Regions from separate parts of the Homo sapiens genome. Here region 2 is linked to region 1. The links are chromatin loops, found by intact Hi-C in ENCODE. Cell type or tissue: endothelial cell of umbilical vein. All regions are shown on one strand. Links, peaks and the distances in the headings refer to the core of each region. The heading gives the core; the rest is flanking DNA.

Region 1 (15,896 bases), core at 4,559-12,558:
TCTGTTTGTAAATACCCTAGATGAAGAGTGTTGGTTTAAAGGTGACCAAACTGTGTTTTGGCTTACCCCTCAGCAAGGTTTTCCTAGCTGCTCTGGCATCTCCTTTTAGACTGTGCAGATAATTAACACCCTTCCTTATCAGCTTTGGAGCCTCTGCCAAAATTCTAAAACAACAGGGAATTCACACTTAGCTCTTCTTGCATTTGGAATCATTTTAAGGCAATGTTACTCGTGACATTTCAGGAAAAAATGCAAATATATTACAAAGTGTTGTTGGTTGTTATGTAAAACCTCTTAGGAGGCAATAAAAATATATTTTGGGTGATAAACAACAAACATGATAGGTACCTAGCAATGATTGACATGGAATATTATGGGAAAAGGCTCATAATTTGCATCTAAAAATTACTAGACTCGTGATTTTAAAGACCAAGGGCCAAAGAAATGAATGGGAGTTGGGGAAAAGGTGACCTGTTACTACTCCACCTAAATTACCTAGAAAAATCTGTGTTTTGTTGAATCGTGATACAGAGCACACTGTTTTTCATACCAAATACAGAAATTGAGGCCAGAGATAAAATGATTAGAGGGGAAGATGCCAGTGCATAGCACTTAACAATGTCCAAACAGAAAATGCAGAACCAGGGAAAGGCCTGGAGTTGCTTAGTGACAAGAGATGAAACTGAGAAATGGACCCACTTGATGTCATTCTTATTTTAAAAGGCTTTTACATCAGTTTACATATAGCTCCTATCTTGTATTGATTAAGACAAATAGCATTTTATAAAATGGTTGTTTAGAAATTTCATTTTATAGGTGTGTATGTGTATGTGTGTGTGTGTGTGTGTGTGTGTATATATATATATATATATATATATATATATATATATATATATATTCTTAAGTTCTACCTTTCAGCCATGAGTCTAAAACCACTTGGCTGTAGGGTTGGCAGAGGTTCTTTTCAGTGCCATCTGGATGGGGATGTTCAGTTGACTCTGGAGATCACAGGATGAGGTGGAGCGTGTGCATTCCCTTCACCCTCCTGGTGATGTGTTAGAAGGTACTTGGCACAAAGGATGGATTTACATGGAAGTGAAAATATAAGATGAGAAATGAGAGACCCTTAAAGACCAGCTCTTCGCTTTCAGACTCTGCTCAACAGAGCGTGCAGGGGCTGCTCCAGGGACCCAGGCAGGGGAGCGCCTGCAGTGGGAGTGTTTTCACCCACTCAATCGCCGAAGTCAGTCCATGTATTTAAAAAAATCTCTTTTTCATGTTCATCTTCTTATTTGCAAATAATAATAATAATAATGATAGTAGTAATATTAGTAATCATGATGTTTAATACCCCAATATGGTTCAACTCTCCCACGTCCTAGGTGAGGAGAGCTGTTCTGGGTGGGTAAATGACTCGGCCAAGCTTGTGGCAGGGCCCAGATAGGGATCCAGGCCTCTTGACCACCCTCAGACCATGGGCAGTTCTGCGGACTCGGCTCCTCCCCAGGGATCCTGCTGCCCTGAACACCCGCCTTCCATTCCTCTTGCAATGCAGAGACCCACAAGAGCTGCACCCTCTGAGGCGAGCAGGCGGCTGTGTTAGTCATTCTTCCTTCATGCTGTCTTAATCCCTCTGAATGTCAGCAAAAGCCAGGAATAAGCAACAGAGTCACTTCCAAACTAATCTCTCCCATGTGCTCTCTTTTTTGCCTTGCTTCCTTTGTGGATCTGTCACTGAATAATTCTCCTGAGCCTGCTCAGATTACACTGAATCCCTGTGCCTGTATCAAGGAAAAACAAGAGAGCAAAGCTACCTCTGTGCACATGGATATGTGGCTTTGGCGTTTTGACATTACACAAATGGATTCAAATTGAGATCTTTCCAGTTGAGGAGTGAACTCCAGAGGTGGAGAAGAGGGAATTGTAAAACAGTTCAGGATTCTTCTATTTCACTTACTAGGTCTTTATATAGAAATCAATACAACATGTGTGCCAATCAAATGAGATAATGTCTGTGAACAGTTTGAACCATTTATTAACTCTAATGGGCAAACAAAAACGAGTCTCTAAGACACTAGTGGGGGTGGTACTGGGCTTCATGATAAATGGGTTCTAGTGCTGGCTCTGTCACCAGTGAGGAGCTTAAAAGGTTATTTTACCTGTCTAGACCTAGTTACTTCCTCTATAAAATGAGTAGTTCCTTCCAGCTTTAACATTTTAGGATTCACTCACATTTCAGGAGTTAAAATGAATTTCTGGCACTACTATTTTGGAAGGTTGATTTTGACCTAAGCATATGCAATGCTAAATATAATGCTTTAACTGCATTTCTGTCTCTGTTTATGGCTTCTTTTTCTAAGCCAAGATAAGCCTGTTTGGTTCAAAGCTAGACAGCCCGAGTGTGCTGAGCACGTTCAGACTGTACTGCTTATAATTGCAGCCTTTCTGGAATTGTCTATGGAAAGCAGCAAGAATCTCAAGCAGGGCTGTCGTCTTAATAACTGGATAACTGCAAAGGTAGAGGTTTCATTAACTGAGTAAAATGAATGAATATTTGAGCTGAAGTATCTCTATTTACACAGATCCCATCAGCTACAGAACATTTGGGAGGAAAGGAAATTCAGCTGGATAAACACCATAGAATAAAAGTTAACAGGCTCTGGAACTGTGGCTTTCTTTTTTTCTTTTTTTTTAATTAAACTACACACTGTATTTACATTTCACCAGTTATACAACTAATGTATTTTTCTGTCCCCAGGTGCAACTCAGGATCTCACATTGCCTTTAGTTGTCACTTCTCTTTGTTCTCTTTTAATCTGTGACAGGCCTTCAATCTTTCCTTGTCTTTCATGACCTTGAAAGTTTTGGAGAGTGCGCATCAGTTATTATATTATTTTCTATTGCTGCATAAAACTACCAAAAATTTAGAGGCTGAAAACAACACAAATTTAGTATCTCACAGCTTTCATGGAACTGTGGCTTTCAAGAAGCTATTAGGAGGAAGTAGGTCATCCCTAGACTGGATAATTGTGTTCTGTGGATGTTATCAAGATGTCCAATTAAAATGAACACTGACGCAGCATCCACAAGACCATGGTCTTATGACAGCCGAAAAACACAGTAACTGGAGAACTGTTACTGCCACAAATGCCTGTTAAACAATAAGGTCCGGGAAAGCTGATCTGAAGAGGACAGAGAGCCTTGGCAGCAAATACTACAAATTGGCAATCAGGAGGCTCCCACCCTTCAGAGAACCTGCTGATTGGCTCTAACTGTGGTCTCCAGCAACTGGTGGTTGTGAAGTAACTACAACATATGCCTCCTGGGCTGTCAAATGACTTGAGGATAGCTTCTCCAGGCCATAGAGAGTCTTCTACCTATAAAGACATGTCAGCATATTTACAGAATTAGAAAAGCCACCAAGAAATAGAAAGTGCAGACCTCATCCTTAAAATGTTGTTATTTAATCATGAGTTTAATGGAAAGAATACACATTTCTCTCCTCTCTTTATCCCTGACGAGCTAGTGGCCATGGGCAGCGGAGGGGTGGGGAGAGTGTGGCTAGGTAAGGAGACCCAAAGGCATCCCAACCTGTCTTAAAAAGGGAAGAAAAACTGAAATGTTTTTGTGAATTTTAGTTGACAAGCAGAGAGTAAGAACCTCTGTATGGTTCTTTGTAGTTTTCAAACTATCCTTCACTTTTACTACCTTCTTTAACAGTTGTGGCAATGACGTCAAATGACTTATGCAAACCTCACAATGGATTGTTGGCAGGTTGTGATGAGAATGTCAACTGACCAGACAGAATCCTTTCTTCTCTTGGGTAACATCTTCCCAGCTTCTTTAACCTTTTAAAGGAGGTGGTTTTGCAATGATATTCAAATTATGCTTAAATTTGGGCAGCTCCTTAGGCTTTTAAGTGAAACACTTTATATAATGAAAATAACACCTATAATGAGCATGATAGTATTGATAGTAAAGATGATGGTGATAATTCATTAGGCATTATGTGTTGGGAGCTGTACTATGCACATTTGCAAATATTGTTTTAAAATTCTTACAATTTTTCCTTCTAAGAAAATAATATTAACTTGCCTCAACTTGGAGATGAGGGATCTGAAGAACAAAGTATTTTCATTCCTTGCAAAAGGCTACAAAGCTAGTAATTTCTGGAGCTTGGATTTGACCCCCAGCATACCTTTTCTCTGTTATTGTGCTGTTAACATTATGCACACATCTTAGGTCCCAGCTGAATCCCATCCAACCTGTTATCTTACCTTATGCCTTTTCACCAAGGACAGTTCTATCATTGCAAGGGGCTTGTGTCCTTCAACTCTGGGGAACACCATATGCAGGGCTCTACATGATTCATTAGAAGGCTCTGAGATAGCCTGGCATGATGGCTAAGAACACTGCTTTGCAATCAGATAGACCTGGATGCAAATACTGGCTCCTTAACTGACTAGTTGTGATACCTGCAAAGTCACTTACTTAACCTTTCTGGGATACACTGTCTTTTCCTGTAAGTGTGGGCAATGCTACGTACCTTACAGCTTTAGCAGGAATACGAAAGTTAGATGCAATAACTATGTAAACTACTGGCGATTAGTATGTCTTTCATATAATGATTGTGTTGTTTCTGCTTCATTGAGGTTTTCTGAAAAAGTCATTGTTGTGTCTGCTCAACCTTCACTCAGCCTACACTAAGGGCAGGCAATTCACTCAAATAATTATTGAGGACCTGCTATGTTAGATACTGTGCCAGGCACTTGTAATAGAGCAATAAACATAATCTTTGACTTTAAGCAAATTACTTGACTGGTAAAAGGAGTAGATCCCTCTCCACCCCCCGACAAATTGTAGTAGAATGTGATAATAAAGACTTGAATATTGTACTATGGGAACACAGAGGAATAGCTGATGTTACCTGGGAGGCAGTCAAGAAAAGTTCACAGATGCGCAGTGAGCAAGATCAACAAATGCCACATACAAATCCTGTCCCCCCTCTAAGAAAAGATGGCAAGACAGCATTTCTCTGCTGTCCTTAATCAGTGGTGTGCCAACATACGGCAAGGATGTGATCTGAGGCTGACCTAGTCATTACATTCCCAGGTTTGCCTAAAAGAGGATGATAAAACTCCTGTGCCCAGCTAAGGCAATGGCTCCCCATAGAGCACATAAGTTTGAGCTGGAGATTTCTAAGTCCTATTTATTGCTCCTGAGAAGGCTACTTCTTCATTGCTAAGAGTTTCTATCCAAATGAACTCTGTTGGAGAAGATGGATGTGATTCCTTCTAGTAGCCATTATTTACTTTTGCTCTGGTCACTGAAAATACGTATTTCTTATATAAAATGCTGCTCTCAGCTCCACCAATCAACCAAGAACCCAGACAGTCTCAATCTCTTCTGTAGCAGTTTCCTTGGCAACCAGGACCCAGCCAGGGAGCTCGCCAACCCACAGTGGGACCAAGTGAAACCCTGCAGCACTGTCAGGCACTCTCTGCTTTTAAATAGTAAGCGACCACACAAATGCCAACCCAGCTGCCATCATTCTCTATTTGTAAAGCACCTTCCATCTGGGCACCTCAAAGCGGAATGCTTTCACAACAGGGGTCTTACCTGATTGAGATGAATGTTATCATTATTCACATTGTTCCTATAAGGAATCAGGGGTGAGAAAAATCAAAGGATTCTCCAATGGGCTCTTTTGTCTTTCTTATCTTTTAATATTTTCCCTTTCCTTTTTTTTTTTTTAAACCAATGTTTCTGGCACGCCCTTGCAGTTACTTTTTCAGTTGTCTTGGAAAATGCCACATTAAAAGGCCAGAGTCAAGATCACAGTACTTACTCTTCCTCAATCAGGGCAGCCCCATTGATCTTTCATAGTCATAAAAGGTGAACCCAACTGATGTCTAAGTCAGGCACTGCTCCTGAGGTTCATAATCTGGTTTGCTGGGGAAGGAGGGTGGATTGTCAGCAAAGGAGGACCACATACTGGGTAAAAGTGCCTTCTTTCTCTCCCTGTGCCAACCACTGCTCACACCTGATGCTTCCTATGGAGCTAATTATGAGAAAAATATTTAGGACTCCCATTTTAGTGAATAAAACTTACCAAACGAGATTATTTAGAGCAGGGCTTCTCAAACTTTAGTATCTCTATGAATCACTCGGGGATTTTGTTAAACAGCAGAGTCTGATTCAGTCAGTTCGGGGCGGGACCTGAGGGTCTGTATTTCCGACAAGCTCCCAGCTGTTGCTGGTGCTACTGGTCAGAGGACTGGACTTTGAGTCGCACGGGATCAGGTTCAGTGTTTGTTGTTTACACATACTCACACACGCCTGTATGTGCTGCAGAAGTGGACGAGAAAGAAAAGCACACCTTTCATTCTTAGAGGGTTTTATATATTTAAAAACACTTTGATAGACATTTCTCTTAGGCAAGCAGGGTAGGTAGCATTATCACAGTTTTTTCTGCCCAATGGTATATAGTTATATAATCTCATTAACTATGAGGTTATAGATCCAATTGCTCATACCTGTTCACCACAAAAGACTAATTGAATTAGAATATGTTTGTATTATAGTATTTTTGTTAATATTATGGTATTTGTACACAAATTAGAGTGTCGTTATTAGATTGTTATTAATCACACACATTTTGAAATGCTGTAAATCCTAGTGGGTTCAAGTTACTAGGGAGTTATTTCACAGATTCCACAGAGGGGTTCAAAGAGACATCTCTGGGGAGAGAGGGTGCCTTTGCCAATGATGCATCTCTAGAAGCTCCCACATTCATAGTCAGGTGAACTTTGCTGCTTTGTCCTGATGTTTACTGGCTTTTCTCCACATTGATTGAAATTCCATAATCATGGTGAGAATAATTAGAGTGGTGTCAAGGAATCTCCTACCTCCCACCTGTAGTGGGTTGAATGATGACCCCCATCCCAAAATAAAAGTCCACTCAGAACATCTGAATGTGATCTTATTTGGAAGAAAGGTCACTGCAGATATAATTAAGGTAAGGATATTGAGATGAGAAGGCCTTGACTTAGGGTGGGCCCCAAGTCCAATGACAAACGTCCTTATAAGAGATCAAAAAAGAAGAGAGGGGGCACCTGGAGGCCATGTGAGGATGGAGGTAGAGACTGCAGTTCTACTGCCACAAGTCAAGGAGTGCCAGTAGGCTCCAGGAGCTGGGAGTGGGCAGGAAGCATTCTTCCCTGAGGCCTTTGGAGGGAGTGTGGGTCTGCTGTCACCTTGATTTCAGATTTCTGGCCTCCAGAACGGTAAAATAAGTTCTTGTTTTAAAAAGAAGTTCTTGTCGTTTTAAGCCACAAGCTTTGGGTACTTTGTTGTGGCAGCCCCCGGAAAGAGTGCGCAGCCCCTTACGCACCTTCCAGTGGTGGCTCATGGTCCAGCCTTGAGAAGTTCTCTCCCTGCTGCTCATGCCTCCTCTCTGCCCCCCTGTCCCGGGTACTTGGCCTTGGCGTGGCCTGTCCACACATGGCTGTGCTTGAGCATGGTGGCATTGGTCCCAGGGACAGGGCAACTTTATTCCATAAGTGGAAACGACAGAGATTCTCTGACCACACACACCTGGGGACTGGAAATGAACCTATAATCTCAAGGGAGGTGAGTCAAAACTCAGAATTCATTCACCAAAACAAAACCTCTTGATTGATTCTTGGTGGAGATAAAGATGAAAAAGATTTGAGTATGCATATAATTATAAAATACTTATACTGTATTCTCAAGCAGATATTTTTACACCATATAAAAGGCAGTTGCCCCACAAGATTAGTCCTTAACCTTAAGGTTTAGTCAGTCCTAGTTAAATTTTCCCTACTGAAGGCTAGCGCATCAGCATTGACTCTCAAAAGATCCCTCTGCATTCAGCGTCTTCTCGGACCTGCACGAAGCACTGCTGCCATCTTGTGGCTGAGATGCGCCACTACACCCGCTTATTTTATGAGGTTCTAGCTCTCACCAACAGAGGGCAGGGTTGAGGCCCCTGCCTGCAGACAAACCCTTGTTCATAATTTTGAGCCAAATGCTAGTGTGGCAGAGTGAGATTTCTTTTTAAACTAAATTTTGAGAAGAACCAGGTAATACAACTGCTATTTGCCTGTTAATAAAGCAGGGGAAATTCACAAATATTTCACAGCCTCCTAGGAGGTGAGAACATGCCACTAGATACACTATTTTGAATTTCCTATTTTCCTACTTCCTATCCATCTGATGCCCTAATGGCAGCTAACAGGGAGGAGTCCAGCGTGGGAAGGTGAGGAGGGTTGGGATTGCAGGAGGCCAGGTGATACCCTGACACTGGGCTTCCTGTTACCTTTGGAACTGAGAGGCAATCCAACCCTAAAGTGGTAGAACTTTGTTTAACTCTCCAACAACTAGGGTTCTGATAGCCTGATTTCCTAGGAAAGAGGATTTATGTAGCTCAGAGTTATATTTGGTTTGTGGTTGCTATTAGAGTAAAAGAATCAGGCCTGGTGTGGTGCCTCACACCTGTAATCGCAGCCCTTTGGGAGGGCAAGGCAGGAAGACTGCTTGAGGCCAGGAGTTTGAGACCAGGCTGGCCCACATAGTCCGACCCCCATCTCTAAAAAAAACTTAAAAACTAGCCATGTGTGGTGGTGCATGCCTTTTGTTCCGGCTACCGAGGAGGCTGAGGCTGAGCCTAGAAGTTTGGGGCTTCAGTAAGCCATGATTGTACCACTGCATTCTAGCTTGGGTGACGGAGCGAGATATTGTCTCAAAAAAAAAAAAAAAAAAAAAAAAAGAGAGAGAGAGGGAGAGAATCTATCTTTCTTAGTCTCCATCTATCTTTTCACAAAAGTGAAATTTGCCTGACTGACCCGCATCAACATCCCCCTTCACCTACCCCCAATAAAATCGTCAAACAGAGCAAAGCTCAGAGCAAGAGTGAAGGTTCTGGGGCCTTCCCATTTGTCCTGCCTCCTTCCTCTTCCATCATTGTCTAAAGAAAGGCTCAAAGAATGTTTCTTAATTCTTTATAATTGGAAAGCTTTCATCAAGAGTGTTTTAAAGAAAAAGAAGTGCATTTCTGGAGCATTACTCTAGGGTCACCAACTTATCAATTTTAATCGATGAATCAGAGATCTAGACTGAAAAATCATGAGTGTTTTTGCTGGTTTTACTTAGTAGATAGAAAGGCCAGTGGAAAGTGTGGCCCGTCACAAGGCTCTGCTTTCCAGGCCTGGGCATTCAATCTTTCTGTGCAAACTGAGCTCCTCCAACCCCTGCATCACTTGGAGGTGGGACCGGCTTCATAGGCCTGGGTCCTGGGCAGTCACACCAGCCCTCGCACTCAGGAGGCCTGCTCTTGGCTTCACGCTCTGCTGTTGCTATCTTGAAAATCTTAAGAATTTTTTAACATGCGGGCTCAGATTTTTATTTTGTACTAGACCTCGTAAATGACATAATAGGTCCTGCCTGGGAGTGTGTTAGAGATGCATTATCTGAGGCCTCATCTTGGACTTCTAAAATTGAATGTGTATTTTAACAGGATCCCAAGGTAAATGGTTGCAACTTTAAAATTTGAGCACTGATCTTAGCTGCCTATGAAGTTGTGGTGGCAGAACGCAGATGAGTGAGCAGGGGGTGAGTCCTTGGCAGAGAATGCAGGGGAAGATCTGCCTTCTCCTCTTCAGAATGGAAGAATCAAAAAGCAGAGAGCCTGGGGGTGGGGGGCACTTGGGAGATGATGAAATTCAGGGAGAGAGAGGAGAGTAAGTGGAAATTGTTTTACAGTACAGGAACCAGCTCTCATAAACCATTTCCTTTATAACTTGGTGACCTGTCATAAATTTTTGAAAAACTTAGTTCTAACATTGGAGCACAAAAGTGAAATTGAACCATGACTGACCACTGTTTCTCTGGCTTTAGGATATAGCCTGACCATTGTTGAGCTATTGCTCTACTATGGAATGAGACAGGATTCCCCATTGATCCAAGTTGCCCTTTATCCCTCCACTGTTTCTAGACATTTTCCCCTCTGTTACCCTTCTAGCTCTCAAATCTCCAACCCTTCCAAACTCAACATGCACACTTTGCTTTATGTCATCGGGGGGTTACACATTTACAAAAGAACATCTTGGAAAATACTTTTACTTCAGCCTGTAGCTGCTTTCAGAAGGATAAGAAAACCCCAAGGAAAAGGGGACTCCAATAGTTTAACTGCCAGAAATACAGGTGGTGGATTTATAAAGTCAAAATTAATTTGTAATTTTAAAATTTACTGTTGCTATGATTTAGAAAAAAAACCTTCAAATAGGAGTGTTTTTTTTTTTAATTTGTGTGTCATAGAGCACTTCATATTGGTTACTTGCAATTTTATTGAGCCCAATTATTATACTTCCAGTGTAGAAGTCTCCACCTTAGTGTACATGGTTGAGAAATCAAACAATATATTTGATATAATACCGTGTTAGGTCATTCTTGCATTCCTATAAAGAAATACCTGAGACTGGGTAATTTATAAAGAAAAGACACTTAATTGGCTCACGGTTCGGCAGACTGTACAGGCAGCATGGTGCAGGCATCTGCTTGCTTCTTGGGAGGACTCAGGGAGCTTTTACTCATGGTGGGAGGCAAAGTGGGAGCTGGTACTTCGTATGGGGAAAACAGGAGCAAGGGCAGGGGGAGGTGCCCCACACTTTTAAAGGACCAGATCTCCTGAGAACTCACTCTTTGTGGTGGGGACGTCACTAAGCCAGGAGGGATCCATCCCCATGACCCAAGCAGCTCCCTGCAGGCCCCACCTCCTACACTGGGGATTACATCTCAACATGAGATTTGGAGGGGACATCCAAACTATGTCAGATGGTGAAATTAGACCAAAGAAAAGCAGAAGCCACACAAAACAAAAGTGTTGTTTTTAGAATACAAGCTAGCATGAAAGAAAATCCTGGCTAGGGGCAACAAAATCATAGACTTTATTTTGATTCTCAACTGAAGAAATAGCTATGGATCCCTTTAGCATTATAACTAGCTGTTTTGGGAGTTGGAGGTGAAACTTTGGGATTTATGAAAAGGAGATTGAGTTTTTGTAGACTGAACAGCAGTGATCCAGAACAATGTGGAGTCCTCAGTTTCTGTGTTGTGCATTCATTCTACCATCTTGTGTTTGTGTACAGTCCCTGTGCCATACACTAAGCTACTTGTTTATGTCATTATTTTTAACTTGAATTATTTCAAAGGGATTTACAAAGAGTTTCAAGAAGCTGTTTCATAATAACATTATTGGAATAAATCATAAAAAGAAAAAATACATACTAGCTGTGAATTCTTTTATGATTGATGTGAGAGTATAATTGTTTTACAAAGTCCTGGAGAGACAGGGTAAATTAAACTCGTATAATGGGTTATTATACTATTCCTGCAATAGTCCCAGGCAGGAGTTCAGGAAGTCTGTGAACTAAAAGAGAAAAAAGTGCATCTTTTCTTTTTTCTAATCTCTAATTGTAATTTAAAATTTCTTTCATTTATCACTGTAGGTAAGAAACCACAATAGCATAGTAGTACCTGTGACCTTGCTGTCAGTACAGAATCACACATATTCATAATATCAACTAGTATTTATGCTCATCACAGCTTCAAAAACACTGTAGTTATTGGACCTGTCACTAGATTTCTTTTAATACCTCAGTAAAGAAGTCATATGTATTGCTAGATGACAAATTTTTGTTTTATTTTGTTTTTTGAGACAGGGTCTCACTGTCACTCAGACTGGAGTGCAGTGGTGTGACAAAGGCTCACTGCAGCCTCTCCCTCCCAGGCTCAATCAATCTGCAAGCCTCAGCCTCTCAAGTAGCTAGGACTACAGGTGTGTGCCATCGTGCCTGGCTTTTTTTAAAATTTTTATTTATTTATTTTTTTTGTAGAGATGGGTTTTTGCCATATTGCCCAGGCTGGTCTCTCAAAACTCCTGGGCTCAAGTATCCGCGCGCTTCAGCCTCCCTAAGTGTTGGGATTACAGGTGTGAGCCACCACGCCAGACCAAAAATTTGTTGTTAAAATGTTTTTAACTCTTTCAATATAATTGGCTTCATTTTCCTCCTATGTACTTTTTAAAGGAGTTTAACTTCATTATTCTGAGAAGGAGTCTATAGGTATCACCAGGCACCAAAGGGAACCAAAGCATATGAAAAGTTAAGTGCCCTATGGTAGAAGCAATCCCACTCCTCGGTATATACCCAAGGGAAAAGAATTCATTCTATCAAAACAGACACATCCACCCATATGTTCATTGCAGCACTATTCAAAATAGCAAGGACAATGGAATCAACCTAAGTGCCCAACAGCAGTGGATTGGATAAAGAAAATGTGGTACATATACACCATGATGGAATACTATGCAGCCATAAAACAGAATGAAATCATGCTCTTTGCAGCAATATGGATGGAGCTGGAAGCCATTATCCTAAGTGACCTAAGGCAAGAACAGAAAACCAAATACTGCATGTTCTCGCTTATAAGTGGGAACTAAACACTGAATACACATGAACATAAAGATGGGAACAATAGACACTGAGATCACTAGTGAGGGGAGGGAGGGGCCATGGGCTGAAAAGCCATTTGTTGGGTGCTATGTTTACAGCCTGGGTAATGAGATTGCTGACACCTCAAGCCTCAGTGTCATGCAGTTTATCCATGTAATAAACCTGCACATGTACCCTTTAACTTGTAATAAAAGTTGGAATAAAAAAAGAAACATGAGAAGCCTCTAAAATTACACTTGATCCCATTCCATACTTTTTAACAGACTGAAAATGCCTGTTCTATGATAAAAATAAAGAATAGTATATTTTGTCTTAAAAAAGAACTCTATAGTAGAAGAAAACACAACCACTCAGTAGAAAAAAATTCTTTTTGCAGACACTAAATAATAAAATGTAAAACAATCATACAAAAATATTTGCAAAAAGTATTCAGTGACATACTGGAAAAAATAGTTGACAGAAACGCATAGCCAATGCAAGAAGCATCTTTAATAAACACTCAATGAAAACCAAAGGCAAAACATTAGGAAAAAACATGAATTTAGGGTGGAGTGAACATGATGGCAGGAACAAGCTAGAGTGATGTAGGCGTGTGGTTTCTGATGATTTTATGTATTGATAGAACTTGGAAAATGCAGAGGAATGAATAGATAAGATAACACACATAATCAGAAAAGCCGCAGTTGCATGTTGCGGGACATAAATAGGGAAAGGAGTGATAGAATTAAAGTACATGCAAAGGAGGATGAAAGAGATGATCCAGCATCTGAAGAGAGAACCTAGACTGACTATACAGAAAAGGAGAAAGAAAAAGGTGGTAATTTCAGTGAAACGACTCAGTTCCTCTGCTCCTGGAGAAATTGGGGAGAATTCAGTGATATGGGAGCAGATTTGCAGGTAGAGAATAGGTTGGGAACCTTGCATTGCAGAAGGCAGTTAGAGAACCTTGAGAGGCTGAGAATTTCTGGAACAGAAAGATTGTGAGGCTTGCTAATGAAATCATCCAGGAAATGGCACTGAAAATGGTGGTTAGAAAGCACATTTTCTAAAGCTAGACTCGTTCTGTTGGGCTGGGTCAGAGAGGGTGTTCTCTGTCTGCTTCTAAGAGGTGGTGCTCACTAAATGCAAAGGTTGGTCTAGAAAAGGAAGGAACAACCAGCCCTACTGAAGATGCACAGAATGGCCTGAAGACAAAGATGCACAGAATGGCCTGAAGACAGCATTATGTGATATGGGCTATTGAAATTAGCACTCCTATCACCTGAACAGACGACAAATCCTCCTCTGTTTTTATCTACCAGTACTGGAAAGGGACATTGTATCAGTGGTGGTGGATCAGATAAATGATCAGGAAATGAAGGCCAGATTTGTCCAAGAGTTTTGTGTTCATATGAAGTCTTCACAAGGTTAACTTAGACTTCACAAAGTTAGGTTTATGCATAATGGTTATAGGTGCTAACATTTATTAAGCCACTTACTATGAATTCAGGTTTTGTCCTAAAAATGTAATATTTACTATTTACTTTAATCCTCAAAATAATTGTATGAGGTAGGTGTTATTATTATTCCATTTAACAGATATGTTTTAGTGTATTTTATGTTAGCCGTATGTCTTCCTGCGTGCTATAGATATAATTATAATGCCATATTCCTCAAAATGTCAGTCTGGAGTCTTAGAAATATTTAAGGCACCAGATGAGTGGCTCCATAATTTGGAAGAGAGGAGAAGATGAGTGTCATCAGAGTGAGTGTGGTTGGATGTGGCCAATCTTGAGAATTTTTGTCCCACCTTTCCTAGGTCTTGAGAGAAGAGAAAAAATGGATCTAGAGCAGACACAACTTTCCCAACATGTCCTTCTCTAAGGCAGAAGCATTCTCTTTTTTCTAGTAGCATCCATATTGCCTTGGGAGAACTACCCTAACTTTTCTATGTGGTTTGGGTGCAACTGCCTGGATTTCCTAGATCCAGGGCTGGACTCTTGACACAAGCCTGTCTATCAAGGTATTTCATTTTTCTGGTCAGAGATATTTGTTCAGCATTAGGCATGGATCAAGATGATCCAAAGGAGATTCTGCTGGGATGATGGGACAATTGTGGGTTTTTTTAATCCAACTAATACATTTACATTTACAAAAACCAATTGACCACCAAGTATGTGATAAGATAGGTATATACTTTAATTAAAGGAGTTCTGTGGTAAGAGCTATAGAGCAGCAGTCACCAACCTTTTTGGCACCAGCGGCTGGTTTTGTGGAAGACAGTTTTTTCCATAGACCCAGGGGGAGAATGGCTTCAGGATGATTCAAGTGCGTTACATTTATTGTGCACTTTATTTCTATTATGACATTATAATATGTAATGAAATAATTATATAACTCACCATAATGTAGAATCAGTGAAGCCCTGAGCTTGTTTTCCTGCAACTAGATGGTCCCATCTAGGGGTGATGGGAGACAGTGACAGATCATCAGGCATTAGAATCTCATAAGGAGCACGCTACCTAGACCCCTCCCATGTACAGTTCATAACAGGGTTCACACACCTATGAGAATCTATTGCTGCTGCCAACTGACAGGAGGCAGAGCTCACTTGCCTGGCTCACCTCTGGCTGTGTGGCCCAGTTCCTAACAGGCCACAGACCAGTACCAGTCCGTGGCCCAGGGATTGGAGACCCCTGTTTTATTGGGTCTGACAACCTAGACTGGGGTTATTAATGAGCAGCAGGTGGGGTAATCGGAGGAGGCAGGGTAGACAAAACTACTTTTGAAAATTTAAAGAATAATTCTTTGTTCTATCTCCTTTACTCAAACTGTTCCTGAAGTCTGCATATTATGTATTCATGAAGTTTGATAGTGCAAATGGTGAGTGGTCAGGGGAGGGGGGAGAGAGAGCAGGGAGAGGGAGAGGGAGGAAGAGAGAGAGAGAGAGAGACAGAGAGAGAGAGAGAGAGGCTTACAAAGAGGTTTCAGGGAATGGAGAAGAGCCCACCTGCCTCCTTTTCCTATCCCCCACCCCCATCGTAAGGCAGAGTCGTTCAGGCAACTTGTGGGAGACCAAGCTGGCCAGGAGCTGCCTCGTCACAGAGAAATAGCTTAGGATTTTTTCTCACCTCGTGAACTCTTCATTCTTTAATATGTAGCTTAACTGTCAGCAGTTAGTAGAGGACAAAGAGCACTTAGCATGGCAGGATCCCGAGTTGGTCAGACTTTGGTTCATCTCTCAGCATATGTGACCTTAGCTTGTTGCTTCACTTGTCTAAGCTACAGAGCCTCCTATGAGAAATAGGGGTCCTATACTTACCTCATAGGACTGTTGTGAGGGAGTAAATATAATCCCATAGCCTTTGTATACAAATCAAATAC
Region 2 (15,896 bases), core at 7,897-15,896, 900 kb before region 1:
GAGCGGTTCCTGGGCCCAATTTCATTCTCAGACCACACACTTCACTGAAAAGTTTTAAATTAAAAAAAAAATTGAGCAGATAGTACCATTCCATACTACATAATCCCAGTTTCCCCTGTTAATGACATCCCATATTATTTATTTATTTTTTTTTGTCACCCAGGCTGGAGTGCAATGGTGTGATCTCCACTCACTACAACCTTCGTCTCCCGGGTTCAAGTGATTCTCCCACCTCAGCCTCCTGAGTAGCTGGTTCTACAGGCGCATGCCACCACACCTGGCTAATTTTTGTATTTTTAGTAGAGACGGGGTTTCACTATGTTGGCCAGGCTGGTCTTGAACTCCTGACCTCATGATCTGCCCGCCTTGGCCTCCCAAAGTGCTGGGATTACAGGCAGGAGCCACCACGCCTGGCCTAATAACATCCCATATTATTAAGTGTATCATATACATAGTTAACAAATACATTTCTTACAATTAAGAATCAATAGTGATAAAGTTCATACTTACTCAGATTTTCTTTTTTTCTTTCTTTCTTTTTTTTTTTTTTTTTTTTGAGATGGAGTTTTGCTCTTGTTGCCCAGGCTGGAGAGCAATGGTGCGATCTCGGCTCACTGCAACCTCTGGCTTCTGGGTTCAAGAGATTCTCCTGCCTCAGCCTCCCGAGTAGCTGGGATTACAGGCAGGTGCCACCACGCCCGGCTAATTTTTGTATTTTTAGTAGAGACGGGGTTTCTCCATGTTGGTCAGGCTGGTCTTGAACTCCCGACCTCAGGTGATCCACCTGCCTCGGCCTCCCAAAGTGCTGGGATTACAGATGTGAGCCACCACATACGGCCTGATTTTTTTCTTATGATTAGACTCAGATTTTAGATTTTTGGAGAGGAAGATCACAGAGATAAAGTACTGTTTTTCTTTTTTTGAGAGTCTTGCTGTGTCACCCAGGCTGGAGTGCAGTGGCATGATCTTGCTCACTGCAAGCTTCACCTCCTGGGTTCAAGCGATTCTTGTGCCTTAGCATCCTGAGTAGCTGGGACTACAGTTGTGCACCACCATGCTGGGCTAATTTTTTTTTTCTTTTTGAGACGGAGTCTCGCTCTGTCGCCCAGGCTGGAGTGCAGTGGCGGGATCTCGGCTCACTGCAAGCTCCGCCTCCCTGGTTCACGCCATTCTCCTGCCTCAGCCTCCTGAGTAGCTGGGACTACAGGCGCCAGCAACCATGCCCGTCTAATTTTTTTTGTATTTTTAGTAGAGACGGGATTTCATCGTGTTAGCCAGGATTGTCTCGATCTCCTGACCTCGTGATCCGCCCGCCTCGGCCTCCCAAAGGGCTGGGATTACAGGCGTGAGGCACTGCGCCCGGCCAACTGGGCTAATTCTTGTATTTTTGGTAGAGATGTGGTTTTACCATGTTGGCCAGGATGGTCTCAAACTCCTGGCCTCAAGCAATCTGCCCGTCTCAGTTTCGCAAAGTGCTAAGATTACAGGCGTGAGTCACTGCGCCTGGCCTAAAGTACCATTTTCATCACATCATATCAAGGGTGCACACTATCAGCATGTTGTATGACTGTTCACATTGATCACCTGGCTAAGGTAGCGTTTGTCAGGATTCTCCACTGTAAAGTTACTCTTCCCCACCCCTTCTCCATTCTGTATTCTTTTGAAGAAAATCAACAGGCACTGCCTACACTTAAGGAGTGAGGAGTTATGCTCTTCCTCTCTTAGGATGAAGTATCTACTTATTTACTTAAGATTTTTCTGCACAGGAGATTCATCTTTTCTTCATATATTAATTTGTGGATTTATTTATACTGATATGAACTCGTGGATATTCTTTTTTAAAAATGCACTTTCATTCTCAGATCGTTGATATTCATTTTACATTTTTGGTATAATCCAATACTTTATTTTTTAAATTATTCCAGGCTGGGCACGGTGGCTCACGCCTGTAATCCCAGCACTTTGGGAGGCTGAGGCGGGAGGATCCCAAGGTCAGGAGTTCGAGACCAGCCTGGCCAACATGGTGAAACCTGTCTCTACTAAAAATACAAAAATTAGCCAGGCATGGTGGTGGGCGCCTGTAGTCCCAGCTACTCAGGAGGCTGAGGCAGGAGAATCGCTTGAACGTGGGAGGTGGAGGTTGCAGTGAGCCGAGATCACACCACTGCACTCCAGCCTGGGTGACAGAATGAGACTCTGTCTCAAAAAAAAAAACAAAACAAAAACTTATTCCAGCTTTGGCTATTGAGAGCTTTTTCCGTTGCTTCTTTTGTTCCTTTGACATACCCCCATCACTCTTTTGTTTTTTTGAGACAGAGTATTGCTCTGTTGCCCAGGCTGGAGTGCAATGGCACAATCTTGGCTCACTGCAGCCTCCGCCTCCGGGTCCAAGTGATTCTCTTGCCTCGGCCTCCAGAGTAGCTAGAGTTACAGGTGTGGACCACCATGCCTGGCTAATTTTTGTATTTTTAGTAGAGATGGGGTTTCATCATGCTGGCCAGGCTGGTCTTGAACTCCTGGCCTCAAGTGACCCACCCGCCTTGGCTGCCCAAAGTGCTGGGATTACAGGCATGAGCCACCATACCCAGCCACTCCATCACTTTTTTTTTGAGCACTTTATTTTCTGGTACTATAATGTGCTCCAGGCTTATTTTGTATATTTCTTGCCCAGTCCTCAAGCCATTTCTCCAAGGAGTTCCTTTAATGGAAAATGGTATTAGAAACCAAAATCTGAGTATTAGGTGTGCTTGTTGCTACCAGGGTGTTGGTTCTTTTAGGCCACCTCTGACAGAGCAAAGAAATATATGTGGCCAACATTGTGAAACCCTGTCTCTACTAAAAATACAAAAATTAGCCAGGTGTGATGGCGGACGCCTGTAATCCCAGCTACTTGGGAGGCTGAGGCAAGAGAATAGCGTGAACCTGGGAGACGGAGGTTGCAGTGAGCTGAGATCGTGCCACTGCACTCCAGCCTGGGTGACAAGGGTGAGACTCCATCTCAAAGAAAAAAAAGAAATATACGTGTGTTTACTAACCTGTGTATATAGAAATATTTTTTTTCTTTTTCTTTTTTTTTTTTTTGAGATGGAGTCTCACTCTGTCACCCAGGCTGGAGTGCAATGGCGTGATCTTGGCTCAGTGCAACCTCTGCCTCCTGGATTCAAGCAACTCTCCTGCCTCAGCCTCCTGAGTAGCTGGGACTACAGGCTTGTGACACCACACCTGGCTAATTTTTTTGTATTTTAGCAGAGACAGTGTTTCACTGTGTTATTAAATTAAAAATGATTTCTTACTGATATCTCCAACTCTAATCCATGACCACATATATCATTCTATGTGGTATAGATCATAGATCATTGCTTATCTGTAAATTCCCAATCCAACAGTGAGAAACCTGGCTCCCACCATCCACCAACCATTTACTTAATTATTCAATTGCAGTATTTTTGTATAGCAGTACATTATTCCCCCCTTACCTGTGAGGGATACATTCCAATATCCCCAAATGCCTGAAACCATGGATAGTATCCAATTCTATATATACTGTTTTTTCTATACAAACATACATACATACCTATGGTAAAGTTTCTTCCTCTCCTCTCCTCTCCTTTCCTTTTTTTTGGAGATGGAGTCTTGCTCTGTCACCCAGGCTGGAGTGCAGTGGTGTGATCTCGGCTCAATGCAACCTCTGCCTCTCAGATTCAAGCAATTCTCCTGCTTCAGCCTCCTGAGTAGCTGGGACTACAGGCTTGTGATACCACGCCTGGCCAATTTTTGTATTTTAGTAGAGACAGTGTTTCACTGTGTTGCCCAGTCTAGTCTTGAACTCCTGAGCTCAGGCAATCTGCCCACCTCAGCCTCCCAAAGTCCTAGGATTACAGGCAAGAGCCACTGTGCCCAGCCTATGTAAGATTCATTTATAAATTAGGCACAGTAAAAGATTAACAATAATGAAATAGAACAATTATAAAATATACTAATATGGTTTGGCTCTGTGTCCCCACCCAAATCTCATCTTGTAGCTCCCATAATTCCTACGTGTGGTGGGAGGCACCCAGTGGGAGATGATTGAATTATGGTTTGGGCGGGGTCTTTCCCATGCTGTTCTCGTGATAGTGAATTGGTTTCATGAGATCTGATGGTTTTAAACACAGGAGTTTCCCTGCACAAGCTCTTTTTGTCTGCCACTATCCATGTAAGTTGTGACTTGCTGCTTTTTGCCTTCTGCTGTAATTGTGAGGTGTCCTCAGCCATGTGGAACTGTAAGTCCATTAAACTTTTTTCTTCCCAGTCTCAGGTATGTCTTTATCTGCAGCATGAAAATGGACTAATACATATACTATAATAAAAGTTACATGAATATGGTCTCTCTCACTCAAAATATCTTATTGTATTGTACATACCTATCTTCTTGTTGACTGTCAGTAACTGAAACTGTGAAAGAGAAACTGCAGATGATGAGGGACTACTATATCAGGATTTAACTTTATCAACTAGAGTACAGTTCTTACGTGCAGGTTTTTTTTTTTTTTTTTTTTTTTTTTTTTTTTTTTTTTTTTGCTTATAGTCTTACCAACTCCATTCACTTCCAAAGTTACTTATGTCAGCACTTTCACCCTGCCCCTTTAAGGGTGTTGTTTAACGTAACTATAATATAGAGTACCCTGTCAGAGTCTGAATTCTCTTTTTTTTTTTTTGAGACAGAGTCTTGCTCTGTCACTAAGGCTGGAGTGCAGTGATGCGATCTCGGCTCACTGCAACCTCTGCCTCCCGGGTTCAAGCAATTCTCCTGCTTCAGCCTCCTGAGTAGCTGGGAATACAGGCGACTGCTACCATGCCCAGATAATTTTTTGGATTTTTAGTAGAGACAGGGTTTCGCTGTGTTAGCCAGGATGGTCTCGATTTCCTGACCTCAGGATCTGCCTGCCTTAGCCTCCCAAAGTGCTGGGATTACAGGCGTGAGCCACTGTGCCTGGCCAGAGTCTGAATTCTTGTCTGGGTTCTCCCAACCTCCTAAATGATTTCTTTTTAATTTGCATACATTGAGGTCCACTTTTTGTGTTATAAAGTTCTATAGTTTGATAAATGCATAATGTCATGTAGCCACCATTAATAATATGATACAGAATAATTTCACTGCCCTAAAAAATCTTGCACTTCACCTATTCATCCTTCCCCTTTTCCCCAAGCCACTAGCAACCACTGATGTTTTTACTATCACTTATATTAGGTTGTATAAAGTACTTTTGCATCAACCTAATATTTTTGCCTTTTCCAGAATGTTATATTGTTGGAATCATACAGTATGTTACCTTTACAGACTGGCTTTTTCCACTTAGCAATATAGGTTCCTCCATGCCTTTCTTTGGCTTGATAGCTTAATTCTTTTCATTGCTGAGTAATATTATATCATATGGATGTATCACAGTTTTAGTTCATTTTTTAGTTGCTCTCTAGTATATTGTATGGCTCTATTTAACTCATTTTCTATGATGGACATGCAGGCTGTTTTCTTTAATTCTTCTTTCGTTCCCCCTCTTTGAGGAAGAAGTATATATACTTCTCTCTCCATTTGTTACATAACCAAGCTTCATATCACAGAAGTGTATGTCTTCTCCTCTGCCATAAGACTGGCATGTCCTAGATGGGGCTGCTACATTCACTGGGTACAAGAGTAAAGACAGCTTACAGATGAGTAATATAAAAGAAAAAGAGACCTTTGTAATTGTAAGCCATTTTGTGGACCTTTGTAACATGCATAACAAAAGAAAAAGCTAGCAAGTACCTCCCCAGTCCTCATTTTTTTTTTTTTTTTTTTTTTGGGGGGGATAGGGCCTCACTCTGTCACCCAGGCTGGAGTTCAGTGGCATGATCTCAGCTCACTGAAGCCTTGAGCTCCCTGGCTCAAGCGATCCTCCTGTCTCAGCCTCCCTCATAGTTGGGACCAAAATCATATGCCACCATGCTCAACTAATTTTTAAAAAAAATTTTAAATTTTTTTTGTAGAGACGGGGTTTCGTCATGTTGCCCAGGTTGGTCTCGAACTCCTGGGCTCAAACCATCTGCCCGCCTCCACCTTTGCTTCCCAAAGTGCTGGGATTACAGGTGTGAGCCACTGTGCCCAGACCCAATCATCATTTCGAACACCATCTCCCCTCATCTTAGCTTTTCTTCTTGTTATTCTTTTGCAAAGCTGGGTCCACAATTCATTCAGTAGGGAGTAATATTGAAAGGATTCCAGTTTCAATTTAATATTTTATTTGGCTTTTGGTTGTCTATTCAAGGTTTATGACAAAATTTGCTAAGTTTTAAATCTGTGCTTACTATTTTTGGGGAGATAAGGAAGGTAATGAATTCTTTGGAGTTACACTGTCCAATACATTAGTTACTAGTCATATTTGGCAATTTAAATTTAACTTACTTAAAATTAAATAAAATTAAAAATTCAATTTCTCATAGCACCAGCCACATTTCAGGAGCTCAACAGCCACATGTGGCTAGTGGCTACCATATTGAACAACACAATTTTATATATATCTCCATCACTGCAGGAACGTCTATTGAACAGCACTGCCTTAGATAGTATGCTGAAAGCTATATATGCATATTTAACGAACAAGCATAGAGTTCATGAAGCTAGCATGGATCTCGGGGTAAATTCCTTGCTCTAATTAGTATGCCTTATGTTGCCTTAGGGTTAGTGTCTGACCTTGAAATAACTGAAAAAAAATATGTCTATAAAACTCTCTGACTGCCCTGAACCTTGGATCCTATACCTATTAATCCATGTAACATCAAGCAACAGTGAGAGGAGAAGAGTCTTTAAAAATATGGTTCAGTGCCTAGAAGTAGCTATTGTAAATGCAAGGTGACAAGGAAGGTACACTAAGAGGAAAGAGGCTTCCTCTATCCTTCCTTACTCACCATTGAGGGAACAGAATAGATTGTGTGTGTGTGCGTGTATAGGGGGCAGTCAGAAAGGAGGCATTTCCAGTGAAACCCTAACATGCAAAATGCCCATACTAGTTTATGCCTAGTACACTCAAATACTACCTCCCCACCTCCATTGTTGCAAGGAAAAAATAATTATATTCCTTTTCAAGTTGGAACACCCAGGCTCACAAAAGTAAATTGTCCAAGATCACACAACTTGTAAATGGCCAAGTCAGGGCTCTAACCAAGGTCCTCCTGGCACTTACTCTTCCACATACTACCTCCCTATCTGTTCCCACGTCCCCGCTCCTCCTAGCAGCTCTGGCGAATTGTGAAGGAGCCATCCAAATTCAGGGCTGTAAGTCAGGAGCTGCAGTGTCCTGCCACTATCTGTAGTTGAGACTCTTGTCTTACAGGTGCCAATTTATTTACTCCTTTACCTAAATCGGTAAGGCTGGTGGGCATCGAATAACCTAAGCGCCGGGGAGTTTTAAAGCCACAGGGATTGGGGCTCGCGCTCCGTCCCGCACAGATCCCATTCCGCTGCTCTGAGGGTTCCCGCGATCGCCAGGGGACACCCAACACCAGGGGTCGGAGAAGCGAGAGAGGCCTAGGCTATACATTGGCACCAGCACCTGGAGCAGCCGAGGCGCAGAGCAGAGGCGGGCGCCTGAGTGTGCTGGGCGGGGAGAGGGTGGCCCGGGAGGAGCCCACCGGCCTTCCAGTGCCCAGCGAAGCCGCTGCCGCCGCGTATCTGCGCTCTGTTCCTCCTGCCCCGCGCGGATTCGTGTGTGTAAAATGGAACGCTCGAACGGTGAATCTGCTATGGTAGGGACGGCGCGGACCTTGGAGCCATCGAGCATTGGACCCAAGTTCAAGTTCCCTCCTCTCCAAACTCATCTGTTCTGGTCCCGGGAGCCTCAGTTTTCTCCTAGGGGGTCACGAGCTAAGCCGACAGCCCGCGAAGGCGCGTCGCCCACATGGGTCTGAGTCCCGCCGCCGGGCCCAGTGCCTGCTCGCAGGTTCCCGAGAAGGGCGGGGGAGCGCGGACCGGAGGCAGAGTGAGGCGGCCTGGGAGCTCCGGGGCTTTGAGGATGGATCCTGGCTTCCTCAGAGGATGCATGGGTTCCATTTTTCTGCCGCCCACACCCCAGCCCCATTTTCTTTTTTAAATTTATTTTTATTTTTTTTATTATACTTTAAGTTCTAGGGTACATGTGCACAACGTGCAGGTTTGTTACATATGTATACATGTGCCACGTTGGTGTGCTGGAACCATTAACTCGTCATTTACATTAGGTATATCTCCTAATGCTATCCCTCCCCCGTCCCCCCACCCCACAGACAGGCCCTGGTGAGTGATGTTCCCCTTCCTATGTCCAAGTGTTCTCATTGTTCAATTCCCACCTGAGCGAGAACATGTGGTGTTTGGTTTTTTTGTCCTTGCGATAGTTTGCTGAGAATGATGGTTTCCAGCTTCATCCATGTCCCTACAAAGGACATGAACTCATCATTTTTTATGGCTGCATAGTATTCCATGGTGTATATGTGCCACATTTTCTTAATCCAGTCTATCATTGATGGACATTTGGGTTGGTTCCAAGTCTTTGCTATTGTGAATAGTGCCACAATAAACATACGTGTGCATGTGTCTTTATAGCAGCATGATTTATAATCCTTTGGGTATATACCCAGTAATGGGATGGCTGGGTCAAGTAGTATTTCTAGTTCTAGATCCTTGAGGAATCGCCACACTGTCTTCCACAATGGTTGAACTAGTTTACAGTCCCACCAACAGTGTAAAAGTGTTTCTATTTCTCCACATCCTCTCCAGCACCTGTTATTTCCTGACTTTTTAATGATCACCATTTTAACTGGTGTGAGATGGTATCTCATTGTGGCTTTGATTTGCATTTCTCTGATGGCCAGTGATGATGAGCATTTATCCATATGTCTGTTGGCTGCATAAATGTCTTCTTTTGAGAAGTGTCTGTTCGTATCCTTTGCCCATTTGTTGATGGGGTTGTTTGTTTTTTTCTTGTAAGTTTGTTTGAGTTCTTTGTAGATTCTGGATATTAACCCTTTGTCAGATGAGTAGATTGCAAAAATGTTCTCCCATTCTGTAGGCTGCCTGTTCACTCTGATGGTAGTTTCTTTTGCTGTGCAGAAGCTCTTTAGTTTAATCAGATCCCATTTGTCAATTTTGGCTTTTGTTGCCGTGGCTTTTGGTGTTTTAAACATGAAGTCCTTGCCCGTGCCTATGTCCTGAATGGTATTGCCTAGGTTTTCTTCTAGAGTTTTTATGGTTTTAGGTCTAAGATTTAAGTATTTAATCCATCTTGAATTAATTTTTGTATCAGGTGTAAGGAAGGGATCCAGTTTCAGCTTTCTACATATGGCTAGCAAGTTTTCCCAGCACCATTTATTAAATAGGGAATCCCTTCCCCATTTCTTGTTTTTGTCAGGTTTGTCAAAGATCAGATGGTTGTAAATGTGTGGTATTATTTCCGAGGGCTCTATTCTGTTCCATTGGTCTATATCTCTGTTTTGGTACCAGTATCATGCTGTTTTGGTTACTGTAGCCTTGTAGTATAGTTTGAAGTCAGGTAGCATGATGCCTCCAGCTTTGTTCTTTTGGCTTAGGATTAACTTGGCAATGTGGGCTCTTTTTTGGTTCCATATGAACTTTAAAGTAGTTTTTTCCAATTCTGTGAAGAAAGTCATTGGTAGGTTAATGGGGATGGCATTGAATCTATAAATTACCTTGGGCAGTATGGCCATTTTCACGATATTGATTCTTCCTATCCATGAGCATGGAATGTTCTTCCATTTGTTTGTGTCCTCTTTTATTTTGTTGAGCAGTGGTTTGTAGTTCTCCTTGAAGAGGTCCTTCACATCCCTTGTAAGTTGGATTCCTAGGTATTTTATTCTCTTTGAAGCAATTGTGTATGGGAGTTCACTCATGATTTGGCTGTTTGTCTAGGAAGAAACTGCATCAACTAACGAGCAAAATCACCAGCTAACATCATAATGACAGGATCAAATTCACACATAATAATATTAACCTTAAATGTAAATGGGCTACATACTCCAATTAAAAGACACAGACTGGCAAATACGATAAAGAGTCAAGACCTATCAGTGTGCTGTATTCAGGAGACCCATCTCAGGGGCAGAGACACACATAGGCTCAAAATAAAGGGATGGAGGAAGATCTACCAAGCAAATGGAAAACAAAAAAAGGCAGGGGTTGCATTTCTAGTCTCTGATAAAACAGACTTTAAACCAACAAAGATCAAAAGAGACAAAGAAGGCCACTACATAATGGTAAAGGGATCAATTCAACAAGAAGAGCTAACTATCCTAAATATATATGCACCCAATACAGGAGTACCCAGATTCATAAAGCAAGTCCTTAGAGACCTACAAAGAGACTTAGACTCCCACACAATAATAATGGGAGAATTTAACACCCCACTGTCAACATTAGACAGATCAATGAGACAGAAAGTTAAAAAAGATATCCAGGAATTGAACTCAGCTCTGCACCAAGCAGACCTAACAGACGTCTACAGAACTCTCCACCCCAAATCAACATAATATACATTCTTCTCAGCACCACACCGCACTTATTCCAAAATTGACCACATAGTTGGAAGTAAAGCACTCCTCAGCAAATGTAAAAGAACAGAAATTATAACAAACTGTCTCTCAGACCACAGTGCAATCAAACTGGAACTCAGGATTAAGAAACTCACTCATAACTGCTCAACTACATGGAAACTGAACAACCTGCCCCTGAATGACTACTGGGTACATAATGAAATGAAGGCAGAAATAAAGATGTTATTTGAAACCAATGAGAACAAAGACACAACATACCAGAATCTCTGGGACACATTTAAAGCAGTGTGTAGAGGGAAATTTATAGCACTAAATACCCACAAGAGAAAGCAGGAAAGATCTAAAATTGACACCCTAACATCACAATTAAAAAAACTAGAGAAGCAAGAGCAAACACATTCAAAAGCTAGCAGAAGGCAATAAATAACTAAGATCAGAGCAGAACTGAAGGAGATAGAGACACAAAAACCCTTCAAAAAATCAATGAATCCAGGAGCTGCTTTTTTGAAAAGATCAACAAAATTGATAGCTAGCAAGACTAATAAAGAAGAAAAGAGAGAAGAATCAAATAGACGCAATAAAAAATGATAAAGGGGATATCACCACTGATCCCACAGAAATACAAACTACCATCAGAGAATATTATAAACACCTCTATGCAAATAAACTAGAAAATCGAGAAGAAATGGATAAATTCCTGGACACATACACCCTCCCAAGACTAAACCAGGAAAAAACTGAATCCCTGAATAGACCAATAACAGGCTCTGAAATTGAGCCAATAATTAATAGCCTACCAACCAAAAAAGTCCAGGACCAGAAGGATTCACAGCCGAATTCTACCAGAGGTACAAGGAAGAGCTGGTACTAGTCCTTCTGAAACTATTCCAATCAATAGAAAAAGAGGGAATCCTCCCTAACTCATTTTATGAGGCCAGCATCATCCTGATACCAAAGCCTGGCAGAGACACAACAAAAAAAGAGAATTTTAGACCAATATCCCTGATGAACATCGATGCAAAAATCCTCAATAAAATACTGGCAAACCAAATCCAGCAGCACATCAAAAAGCTTATCCACCATGATCAAGTGGGCTTCATCCCTGGGATGCAAGGCTGGTTCAACATATGCAAATCAATAAACATAATCCATCATATAAACAGAACCAAAGAAAAAAAACCACATGATTATCTCAATAGATGCAGAAAAGGCCTTTGACAAAATTCAACAGCGCTTCATGCTAAAAACACTCAATAAATTAGGTATTGATGGGACGTATCTAAAAATAATAACAGCTGTTTATGACAAACCCACAGCCAATATCGTACTGAATAGGCAAAAACTGGAAGCATTCCCTTAGAAAACTGGCACAAGACAGGGATGTCCTCTCTCACCACTGCTATTCAACATAGTGTTGGAAGTTCTGGCCAGGGCAATCAGGCAGGAGAAAGAAATAAAGAATATTCAATTAGGAAAAGAGGAAGTCAAATTGTCCGTTTGCAGATGACATGATTGTATATTTAGAAAACCTCATCTTCTCAGCCCGAAATCTCCTTAGGCTGATAAGCAACTTCAGCAAAGTCTCGGGATACAAAATCAGTGTGCAAAAATCACAAGCATTCTTACACACCCAGCCCCATTTTCGACGCCCTCTACTTGGCAGCCGGTGAGCCCCCGGCCCCTGCGTTTCTGGCTCCAGCCCCAGGTGGCGGCGCTGTAGGCTGGAGCCCCTGGAAAGCGCTGGCCTGGCAGCCCTGGGGAGTGTTCCAGGCCCTTGGACCGCAGGGAGGGCAACCAAATGGCAGAGGCGGTAACGGAGAGCATCCCTGAACGGTAAAAAGTCGTCTAAAGGATCGAAGAAACGGAGTGTGAGCGAGTCCGTGGGCGGGACAGCACCTTCGGGTGCCGGTCAGAGGAGCGAGCGGCGGAAGAGGCGGGTCCAGGGCGGTGTAATTAAGGCGCGGAGCCCAGACCCTCCTGCTACAGTGCCTCGGGCTTTCCTGGAGGCGGGCGGCGGGATGCTGCTCCGTTCTCCGGGTCCTCTCCTCCGGTTCTTGTCGTTTGGTCACGCCCTCAGTTCAGTCGGTTATTGGAAAACGATCAAGGCCCAAAGATGGTTTACGTGGCGTTGTGGATGTTATCACCGTTGTTTGGTGACCGAGCCTGGAGCTTGAGCCCTGGGACGTCTTGCCAGCCGCATGTGGTCCCGTGCCCACTTCTCGCGGTGGCGCGTTAATCCACCTAGACTGTGCATTGGTCCAGTCTGGGTTGACCCCGACCCGAAGTGGCCCTTTCCTTCGCGTCCTGAACTTCGCTTCTCCGTCGGTGTCTGGTCTCTTCCCGCCGGCGGGCTCTGCGGTGGCGGGAGGAGCTGTACTACTCGTGCCTTAGCGCACCCTTACTTTCCCAGGCCAGAAACGCGAAATGCTGTCGGCCTTCCAGAGGCTGTTCCGAGTCTTATTTGTGATTGAAACAGTCTCAGAATACGGAGTCCTGATCTTCATTTATGGATGGCCCTTTCTCCAGACCCTTGCGATGCTCCTGATCGGGACAGTGTCTTTCCACCTTTGGATCCGCAGAAATCGAGGTGAGTGGCTTTAGGGGCCCTGGTAGGAAAAGCTTCCTTCACCCAGGTGCCCGGAAAGGCGAGTTTCGCTTCCGGGATCTTTCAGGATCACTCCAGCTCCTTAGTCTGAAGGCCTAGGACAGTTCTGCAAATCACCATGTTAAAAAAAACCCTGGGTGTGCCTCCTGGTTTGTGAGTAGAAAGGGCAAGATGTGGTTGGGAAGGAAGATTGTGGCTAGAAGCAACCAAAGGTGGAAAATCTAGGACATTTGTGCACTGTAGGTTTAGAAGTCCCAGGAATCCCAGGCCAGCTCCTCTAGGGGGCCATCTTCCACTAAATCTCTTTTGCGGGTCTGCCCCGTCACTTAGATACCCTAGGAGAGCTGATCTCAAAGCGGAGTCCCGCGATCAGCAGAATCAGCATCACCTGAGAACTCCTTAAAAATGCAAACTGCCAGGCGCGTTGGCTCACGCCTGTAATCCCTGCACTTTGGGAGGCCAAGGCCCATCACTTGAGGTCAGGAGTTTCAGACCCGCCTGGCCAACATGGTGAAACCCATCTCTACTAAAAATACAAAAATTAGCCTGGCGCGCGTGCCTGTAATCCCAGGTACTAGGGAGGCGGAGGCAGGAGAATCGCTTGATCCTGGGAGAAGGAGGTTGGAGTGAGCCGAGATGGCGCCACTGCTCTCCAGGCTGGGCAACAGAGCGAGACTCCGTCTCAAGAAAAAACAAAAAAACAAAAAACAAACCAACAAAAAACAACAGCAAAAAACTCTACCGGGTGCGGTGGCTGACACCTGCAATCCCAGTACTTTGGGAGGCCGAGGTGGGAGGATCGCTTGAGCCCAGAAGTCACAGCCTGGGCAATATGGTGAAACCCCGTCTCTACAAAAAAATATGAAAAATTAGCTGGGCTATGTGGCACCCATCTGAAGTTCCAGCTACTCGGGAGGATCACCTGAGCCCGGGGAGGTCGAGGCTGCAGTGAGCCAAAATCGTGACACTGCACTCCAGCCTGGGCAATCGGAGTGAGACCCTGTCCAAAAAGAAAAAAAAAAAAGCCGGACGCGGTGGTTCACTCCTGTAATCCCAACACTTTGGGAGGCTGAGGCAGGTGGATCACCCGAGGTCAGGAGCTCAAGACCAGCCTGGTCAACATAGTGAAACCCCATCTCTACTAAAAATACAAAAATTGCAGCAGGGCGTGGTGGCTCACGCCTGTAATCCCAGCACTTCGGGAGGCCGAGGAGGGCGGATCATGAGGTCAGGGGATCAAGACCACCCTGGCTAACACGGTGAAACCCTGTCTCTACTAAAAATACAAAAAATTAGCCGGGCGTGGTGGCAGGCACCTGTAGTCCCAGCTACTCGGGAGGCTGAGGCAGGAGAATAGTGTGAACCCAGGAGGCGGAACTTGCAGTGAGCCGTGATCGCGTCACTGCACTCCAGTCTGGGCAACTGAGCCAGACTCTGTCTCAAAAAAAAAAAAAAAAAAAAAATTAGCTGGGCCTGGTGGTGCGGTGCCTGTAATCCCAGCTACTCGGGAGGCTGAGGCAGGAGAATCGCTTGAGCCCGGGAGGCAGAGGTTGCAGTAAGCAGGGATTGCACCATTACTGCACTCCAGCCTGGGCGACAGAGCGAGACTCTGTCTCAAAAACAAACAAACAACAACAACAAACTCTGTCGCCTACCCCACATCCACAGAATCAGAAACTCTGGGGGTGAGGCACAGAGACCCGTGTTTTAAGAAGACCTCCAGGTGATGTGGATGCATGCTGTTGAAAAATCAGAGCTCTAGGGTCATCTCCACAAGGCATGCATATGATCAGCTGCTCTCTTTTTAGCCAGAGCACGAGCCAGGCGGTTGCACGGTTCTTCATGGGCCTCTGGGCACTCCGTTTAAGGCTGGGGCCTGAGGGAATCTCAGGCAGGGACGGCGTTGCTTGCGGAAAGCCTGCTGGCCTGGGGATCAAGAGGCCAAGACCCCAGTTCTGTTTGTGCCATGAAAGATGAGGACAGGGAAATGGATGTGTGTGTGGGCAATTGTTCTTAAATCTGTAATGGTTTAAGTAATTGCAAACTCCAGCTTTTAAATAATGCTCTAATGATTTTATTTAATTAATTAATTAATTTATTTATTTATTGTGAGACAGGGTCTCGCTCTGTCGCCAGGCTGGAGTGCAGTGGCCTGATCTCGGCTCATTGCAACCTCCGCCTCCCGGGTTCAAGCAATTCTCTGCCAGCCTCCCGAGTAGCTGGGATTACAGGCGCCCGGCATCACGCCTGGCTAATTTTTATATTTTTAATAGAGACGGGGTTTCACCATCTTGTCCAGGCTGGTCTTGAACTCCTAACCTCGTGATCCACCCGCCTCAGCCTCCTGGGTGCTGGGATTACAGGCATGAGCCACCTTGCCCGGCTGCTCTAATGGTTATATAATAAATAATTTACATTAGTTTAGTGTTGATCAGTGTTCTTTCCAGGGTAAAAGGAAAAACATTTTCAAAAGGTAGTTGTGTCTTCTCACAGTGTTTGGGGGTTTAAGTGAAAGTTTTATTTTCTCTCTTTCTTCCTGGTCTGTCACCCAGGCTGGAGTGCAGTGGCACAATCTCAACTCACTGCCATCTCTGCCTCCTGGGTTCAAGCGATTCTCCTGCCTCAGTCTCCTGAGTAGCTGGGACTACAGGCGTGCGCCACCACACCTGGCTAATTTTTTTGTATTTTTAGTAGAGACGGGGTTTCACCGTGTTGGCCAGGATGGTCTCGATCT

What was found. Hi-C counts contacts between places; a loop is a spot of excess contacts. Peaks named below come from ENCODE experiments on the same cell type or tissue, not always from the same donor. Only the 100,000 strongest peaks of a DNase experiment are listed, where the experiment ranks them.
Region 2: a loop joins it to region 1, with 10 times the contacts of the local background. A loop is called at or near these places in 43 of 110 quality-filtered maps.

The regions. Positions count from the first base shown.
Region 1 is chr6:72,404,438-72,420,333 of GRCh38, reverse strand. No RefSeq gene overlaps it. Among named protein-coding and RNA genes, the nearest start is that of KCNQ5, 210 kb to the left of the region's middle. In endothelial cell of umbilical vein, for the core only: a CTCF peak has its summit at 7,958 (motif pointing left); a DNase peak (open chromatin) is centred at 7,963; H3K27me3 peaks cover 358 bases.
Region 2 is chr6:73,306,800-73,322,695 of GRCh38, reverse strand. C6orf147 (chromosome 6 open reading frame 147) reads left to right here and starts at 12,318. Exons shown (of 5, transcript NR_027005.4): 1 at 12,318-12,390; 2 at 12,968-13,144. LOC122539213 (KHDC1-KHDC1L) reads left to right here and starts at 12,537. Exons shown (of 7, transcript NR_173146.1): 1 at 12,537-13,144. It also overlaps a transcript of KHDC1 not described here. RefSeq lists enhancers at 12,170-12,429, 12,950-13,019, 14,681-15,308. In endothelial cell of umbilical vein, for the core only: a CTCF peak has its summit at 12,298 (motif pointing right); DNase peaks (open chromatin) are centred at 12,325, 12,415 and 12,665; H3K4me3 peaks cover 1,263 bases; H3K27ac peaks cover 1,183 bases.